2 separate regions of the Homo sapiens genome follow, and region 1 is linked to region 2. The links are chromatin contacts, found by Hi-C or POLR2A ChIA-PET in ENCODE. All regions are on one chromosome and are shown on one strand. The core of a region is the stretch at or near the end of the contact, and the rest is flanking DNA. Distances in the headings are between cores, read along the strand shown.

Region 1 (3,308 bases), core at 447-2,946, 91 kb before region 2:
CACAGTATTTTCCAGACTTTTCCACCAAGGCTCTTAGGGCTTTGTGGTGGGTGCCAGAACAATTGATGGGGTAGGGTGGGTGCTGGAAGAGAATGAGCATCTGGTAGATTGAGTCTCTGGGTCTGCCCTTCCACCCTCACTCCAGCCCCCATTAGCTCAGCTTGATTTTCAACCACTTGAAATACTGTGGTTGTGCCTAAGACATCATGTCAGGGAGAGAAAGAAACATCTGAAAACCATCAATCTTCTCTCTGAATGCTTCCACTGGTCCCATTTGCCTGTTGACAACCCAAGTTGAAAAGGCAGCACCAGAGGGGAATGGGGAAAATTAGCAGAACTGGAAAATCTGAGTTGAGATCTGGGTTTACCAAACTCTCCGTAAGACTTTGAGTCTGTGAAACTTATGTCCATTAGTTTCTTCACCTTTTAAATGGGTCTGTAGTACCTACCCTCTGGGCCTCACAGGCTGCTTTTGGGTGTGAAAGTGCTTTATAATTGGTGAAGGAAACTGCTACGTGGCAAGAATAGCAAAGCCTGATGTACTTTAATCCATTCGGTTCTGCTGAGGGTGGAGCCCCAATGTGTCTTAATTCATATGAGGTTTCTGAGAAGCTTTTTGAGATTTTAATACTGTCCCAGGTATGCACATCAACCTTCTCACTTTTATCCCCCAAGCTCCAAAATTTCATAACTTTTTATTTCATCTTGGGTGGCAGGAAGGCAAGGTGTGCCTGGGGGAGCTACAGGGAGTTATTCAAGGTCACATAATTAGCTTATAATTAACAGAGTTTAGGCTAGAACCAGTGCATCCCACTCCCAGATGGGGGCCCCCGGCTTATCTCAGCATGTCAGCAACCCATGAATCAGCCCTGAAATATAGATATTACCTATGAGTAACAGTTTCTCATCCTACCTCAACTGTTACGAAAGTCTTCCCTCAAACTAAAGCTAAGCAGTTCCACAAAATGCCAGCTATAGACATTAGCAGAAACTGTATATTGATTAGGTGATGTATCAGTCATTGTAACTACCCAGAAAAAAAAATACAATGACAAAACCAAGTGGCCCAACCTTATTTTCTACTTGCAAGAGGAAAAACCCTATTTGGGCCCCAAGATGCTTTTTTCATTTCATTTACCACATCCTGGGTTTGTGCTAGTCAATCTGCTAAATCAATAAGATCCGAAAAAGCAGAAAACAAAGATCGTGAGGCCAGAGGATTTCCTGATCACCATGGCAACACACAGGGGTGGGTACTGTGGTTTCTCTGCCTGAAGACGCACTCGTCAAAGACTACTTGGTGTTACAGAATTCTGGTGCAGTGAAGCAACAGTTCTGGGACATATACTTTCTTTTGCCAGAAAGACTCTGTTGGATCCAGGACCAGGAGTGGGGGGTTAAACAGTTCTCCATACCCTCACCTCCAAGTCCCCATCATCCCATTAGGAGACAGGGACAGTACTGTTCTCCAAACTCTCAAAACAACCCAAGAGCTTTCTAGGCTGTGCATTGGGTTGATCATTTGGTGGCCTTGGCTGAAGGGCCAGGGTAACAGCTAGGAGAACCCTTGGGATTCTTCTCCAATGTGACAGGCCCCTCCATGTTGGTTCAGCGTTGACTGCCATGACAGGCTCCAGGCTCCACGGAAAAAAGGCAGAGAAATCAGGGGGTCCAGCCAGGCGCCAAGACGTTGGGGTGCCTTGCATTTCTAAGTGCCAAGTGATGAATAGCTCAGTTGAAAGCAACCCAGGGCACATTCTGGAGGAAATTCTCTGGGTATGATTGTGCATGACTGTTTTCTCTGCTCATTAAACCCTCATCTGCCTCCAGGGCAATTCCGGGAGAGACTGAGTCACTCAAGACTCATGGTCTGCACTGGGCAGCCAAAGGCGATTCGGCCACCAAGTGTGATTCTGGCCTCATTCAGAAGTGGATGCTAAACAATACACCCTTTCACCAGGAGCCCATCACATGGGCATCAGGAGATGGGGGCGAGTGATGTGCCAGCCTTCTAGACTGGCAGGCCTGGGGGGCAGCAGAGGGCACAATAGCTAGAAAGACTCCCAGATGAAAACTTCTGGGCTTTGAAGCCTTCGAACAAATGAAGAAGAAAATGACTTCTTCGTGTCCTATTAAGACAGTGAGTTGTGGCTTTTTTGAGAGCAGCTTGCTCAGACCTCTTATGAAAGATAGATCAGTAGCAACAGCACTGGTGTAGGAGTCAGAAATCTGCAATTATGAACCACTGAGTTTTGTGTGTGTGTGTGTGTGTTTTTGTTTTTGTTTTTTGTTTGTTTTGTTTTGTTTTTTAACTTGCTGGAGGACCATACTCGGCTATCCTTGATTTTATTTTCTCCTGTGTCACAAGAGAAATTGGTTAGAAGCTTCCCATTGTGCCTCCTGGCTTTAAAAATAGATAATCCAATTAACAATAATGCTTTAAAACAACAAAACCTTGTCCTTTTCCCTTCCTACTTCTGATCAGAACCAGCTCAGTAAGATTTATTAGTTGTGCAATCTGTTTTGGACATGAGCTCAGCAAATCAGAGGACAGAAATAGAATCCTGGCTTTTTAATGATAAACACTGTAAAAATAAAAAATTTGGAGAGCTTACCAGTGCTTCTGGCTGCCCAAGTGGTTTGTGTGTGGTTGACTCCCAGGAGCTCAATCACTTTGGGTGCAGTCCACCCAGAGAGCTATGTTCCAGCTACATCAACCTGGAGCCTTAGCTTGGTCAGTCTAGATTTTTGGGTTTGGCTGCAGACATCTCGTAATGTCACAAGGACAGCCTGTGTCCTTGGTGACCCAACCCTGGGCCAACCCCAAGTCCTGGAGTCCTCTCCTAAGAGCCCTGCCTAATTGTAGAGAGAGCATTCAGGCTGTAAAGGGCAGGAGGCCTGGGGGCTACGACTAGGTTTGGGCTTTCTAAATTCCCAAGAGTATGATGGGAAGACCAACAGGCAGAATCAGAGAGAAGCAGTCAGCCCACTGCTGGGGAAAGCCAGTCAAGGTCAAGACTTCAGAATCTCCTCTCTGGAGAGAGAGTGAAAATTCCATTAGTGAAGTTTGTTCCACTGAAGCCTTACCAGGCCTTGGTAAAGGCCCCTATCTTGTGGTCCAGAATCAAGGGACTTCTGATCTTAAAATAATATTCAATAAGCTCAAATTCTTCTCTCTAGGGCTCTCTTTTCATGATCACCTCTCCACACTTTATTAAAAAATCACATGAAGGGTAAGTGGGCTTCCTGTCATTTCAGTGTCTGACCTGTGCATAAGTTGGAATTTAACACTGGAAAATGATCAGCCA
Region 2 (3,654 bases), core at 829-3,328:
TTAGAGCATCTCTTCCTGCAATGTGATACCCATGATAAAAACAAACCAAGAGGAAAATGTGAAAATGAATTTGCGGGCTTACTTGTGAATGGGTGTGCATGTCTACATACTGGCGGAGAAGAAAAGATATTTACAAACAGTTGCCGTGATTGTGCAAGTGTTGTACCAAATTTCAAAAGAGTGATCAAGGTTATTCACCAAAGGCTCTCAAATTCCCATACTGGGTGGGCAATTAGAATTGTTGGAGAAAATTGTGTGTTTTGGGTATTCAGAGAGGGCTCTGTTGCTACAGCAGCAATGATGCAACAGCTTGAGTGAGGCTGTAGGTTCATCCAGTCCTCTCATGTTGACTCTGGAAACATTTTTCCGTGAGCCAAATCACTACTTCTATTAGGAAGGTGAGTTTAAGTCAAGGGAACTTTTATTAAAAAACTTTTATTGGTGTCTCAAAATATCAAACTGTGAATGAACATGGCCAACTTTGAAGCTTGTTGTAAAACATCAAATGAATAGAGGCTTGAATTTAATTTCTCCCAAAGGAGATGAGAAAAATCTAAATTGATTATTCATTATTGTGGGCTACTTCAACTTAAAATGTAAATAGGTCACATTTTATAGTAGGAAGCCTCTTAAGAAGGAAACAAAGCAGAGATCATAATACATTGGGCTCATAGGGCTGGAAGGGGATTTTAGTCATTTAATCCAACCCCTTCACTTTTCATATGGGAGAAAATGAGGCTTGGACACAAAATGACTTATGTAAGTCATACAGCTAAAAATGGGCAGAGTCTAAATCAAATGTTCCCTCTACCAAACCATGTTGTTTCTTATCATCTCTATGTCATTGCCTGAATTAGCTGTGTTATGCTACAAAGTTGGATACTATTTAATCAAGATTCTCTGTTATCTATTTTAAAACCAAGCCTCACACTAACTTGTGTGATGGCTTACTAAGCTGGCTGTTAGCAAAGCAGCAACAATAAGTGGAATGATAGGAAAGGAAGAGGTGGAGTAGAAAATTTGGTTTTCTTTTAGGGAAAATCATAAGAAAATGTGTCATGAGCAGCTGGAAACTCACTCTATGCTAGGAGAACAATCTGCCTCTAGTGCCACCTGCTTGGATTGGCACTCAGTGATCCCTCTAGGCTTAACCAGAAATTACTACAGATACTGAGACCATTTATCTTCTTTGACAATTAGACTTACAAAACTCACTCCAGAATTCCTTCAGGCTGTTTTTTTTTTAACTTAGTCTTCTTCTGCCTCCAGACTCTAGCATTCTTATTCAAGGAGCAAGTATGATAATAACTGAAAATTTCATTTGGTCCTTTTTCTTGGTTTGGAATGAGTTCAGTTGGAGAATAAGTAAAACAAACCAGCAGCTCAGACAACTAGATAGCCGTAAGAGTTAGAGAGCAGCTAGGTGAGAAAAATCACTTCCACTGGGGTATAACTGCTGTGCACTTTTAGTCATCAAACTAGATGAGAGCTAATGAGACTTGTTTTTCAGGAGTCAGAACTATGGAGAATTCTCTCTGAGCACGGATATACCTACTTGGATTTACTGCTGCATTCCATGGGAAAATATTGCACAGGTGGCCGAAGCCTTGATTCTGACAAAAGTAAAAAAAACTATAACATCACTTTTGCTATTGAGAGCAAAGGGACGTGTAGTATTTGCAAAAACATGGCAGAATTGGGTTTCCTTTGGTGGACCCAGTAAATGAGTTTCCCAACCACTTTGCTCCAAAAGGGCTTCTTGACTAGATACATATGCAAATGATGTATTTCTCCACACACAAGTGGAAATGACCAGAGACCCTCTAATCAACAGGTCATTGAGATTCCTGGCATCACCTAGCAGGAATCTCCCCATGACTTGAATTTTCCCTAAGCCTTTCTCATATTCCATGAGTCTAAATCCAGGAGCTAGGCATTTTGGCACCCCTTCTTTCAGCTTTCATGAATATCCAGGCTGACTAGTGGTTCGAGAGGAGAAAGAAATATTTGTCTTTTACAGGGTATGGTAACTTCCGCAGACAGCAAAACCATAGGCTGTGTTTCTACACACTCAATAGGAAGTAAAAACTGAAACTGATAGCTATGTGGTTCAGCTCTCATAACCTAGAGTCCTATGTTGAAGATCTGTGAGATCTAGATGATTGCCCTGATTTTCTGATGCTCTTTGTATGGGAAGCATGCCCTCAAAGATCTAAGGTAAAGTATTACCTTGAAAGATAAGCTATTCTTCTCACTGATTGGATTGGATTTGATTCATTGAATTTGAGTAAGTAATTAAGTGATGATTCCACTTGGGTTTCTCAAAGGGCAAGAATGAGAAAGAGAAGAATTAAAGTCTACTTAGTTGGTTTTCTCCTGAAATGATTCTGATTCCTAAAAAACATGAATGAGTCTATAGCAAAATGGCATTGCCGAAGCCCTGATTTACAGACCTTACAGGATGCAGTGTATGTATGTTTCTGGCCTGCTGTAACTGTATATAAATATAACATTTATGCATTATCAAATAGTAACAGACTATTACAAGCATTCATATATATGTTGAACCAATTAGGATAAATCTATACATATAATTGACAGGTTAAATGTATTCTATTTAGATAAAGGTTATTAGAGGTATACCCTGGATCCATTTGTTCTGTTTATGGCACATATGCTGGGCAAAGAAAATCCCAAATGGGCATGGCAAGGGAGAAATAAATGAGGCTTAAATAAAAACAGAGGACATAGACATATGTCAACATGTCAACTCTACATGCATTTTGGATTTTCAGGCTAGTCCTGAGTTCAAGAAATTGTATATTTTTAATATGACTTATTGAATTTCCAGATAAGTGTGATTTTCTAAGTATATTCTCACGAGACTTCCTGCACACAGTAAGTCTCAGACCAGAAAAAACTTGCTTTGTGAAGTTGTACACCTTGTTTCTTCCAAACACATTGTCTGCTGACATATTTACAGGCTAATAGGATAGCTAGGAAAAAGTTGAAGACAAAACACACCGGAAAGGTTTCAGGCAGAGTTCTGAGAAGAGAATCCTGTGACCACTCCATTGAGAAACATGCCCATGTATATAGATCCCAAAGCTGGCCTTCCATAGCAAAAAACAACAAGCTCCTAGACGCTTTGCCTATAGCCTCCAACTTACCAGAAAAAAGCTCTTGGGAACACCACTTAAAGAAAATCCTAAACAGTTTCACAGCTAAACCCAGGAACTGTCTCCTTAACCTATAACATTTGCTGTAAAGAATGTATTTTCTGGCCGGGCACGGTGGCTCACGCCTGTAATCCCAGCACTTTGGGAGGCCATGGCGGGTGGATCATGAGGTCAGGAGATCGAGACCATCCTGGCTAACATAATGAAACCCATCTGTACTAAAAATACAAAAAATTAGCCAGGCATGGTGGCATGTGCCTGTAGTCCCAGCTACTCGGGAGGCTGAGACAGGAGAATCGCTTGAACTAGAGAGGTGGACATTGCAGTGCAGTGAGCTGAGATCGTGCCACTGTACTCCAGCCTGAGCAACAGAGCAAGACTCTGTCTAAAAAAAAAAAAAAAAAAAGAATGCATTTTCTACTACTACACTTAATCATATCCCTTGACCACCCTGACCCTGTTTACTGCCCATCTA

What was found. Hi-C counts contacts between places; a loop is a spot of excess contacts on that map. ChIA-PET counts read pairs that join two places held with the same protein, here RNA polymerase II (POLR2A). Pooled maps may share reads with other maps.
Region 1: a loop to region 2 is called in a pooled map, with 2.9 times the contacts of the local background. The contact joins two enhancer-like sites. A Hi-C loop is called at or near these places in 5 of 168 maps with a recorded cell type or tissue (CD8-positive, alpha-beta T cell, ascending aorta, naive thymus-derived CD4-positive, alpha-beta T cell and 2 more) and 9 of 50 pooled maps. POLR2A ChIA-PET finds 5 or more read pairs at or near these places in 9 of 52 experiments (AG04450, CD4-positive, alpha-beta T cell, CD4-positive, alpha-beta memory T cell and 5 more).

Annotation. Positions count from the first base shown.
Region 1 is chr11:35,165,000-35,168,307 of GRCh38, forward strand. All of the region lies in intron 1 of CD44 (CD44 molecule (IN blood group)), which reads left to right. Among named protein-coding and RNA genes, the nearest start is that of SNORD164, 3.7 kb to the left of the region's middle. RefSeq lists a silencer at 560-609 and an enhancer at 1,030-1,089. Within about 2 kb of position 1,697, at least 31 of the 41 ENCODE cell types and tissues checked have a DNase peak (open chromatin) inside an H3K27ac peak, as active enhancers do; they include CD4-positive, alpha-beta T cell, CD8-positive, alpha-beta T cell and natural killer cell, where a contact is called at or near this core.
Region 2 is chr11:35,255,378-35,259,031 of GRCh38, forward strand. SLC1A2 (solute carrier family 1 member 2) reads right to left here. Exons shown (of 11, transcript NM_004171.4): 11 at 1-3,654. Among named protein-coding and RNA genes, the nearest start is that of SLC1A2-AS1, 25 kb to the right of the region's middle. Within about 2 kb of position 2,079, at least 5 of the 41 ENCODE cell types and tissues checked have a DNase peak (open chromatin) inside an H3K27ac peak, as active enhancers do; they include CD4-positive, alpha-beta T cell, CD8-positive, alpha-beta T cell and natural killer cell, where a contact is called at or near this core.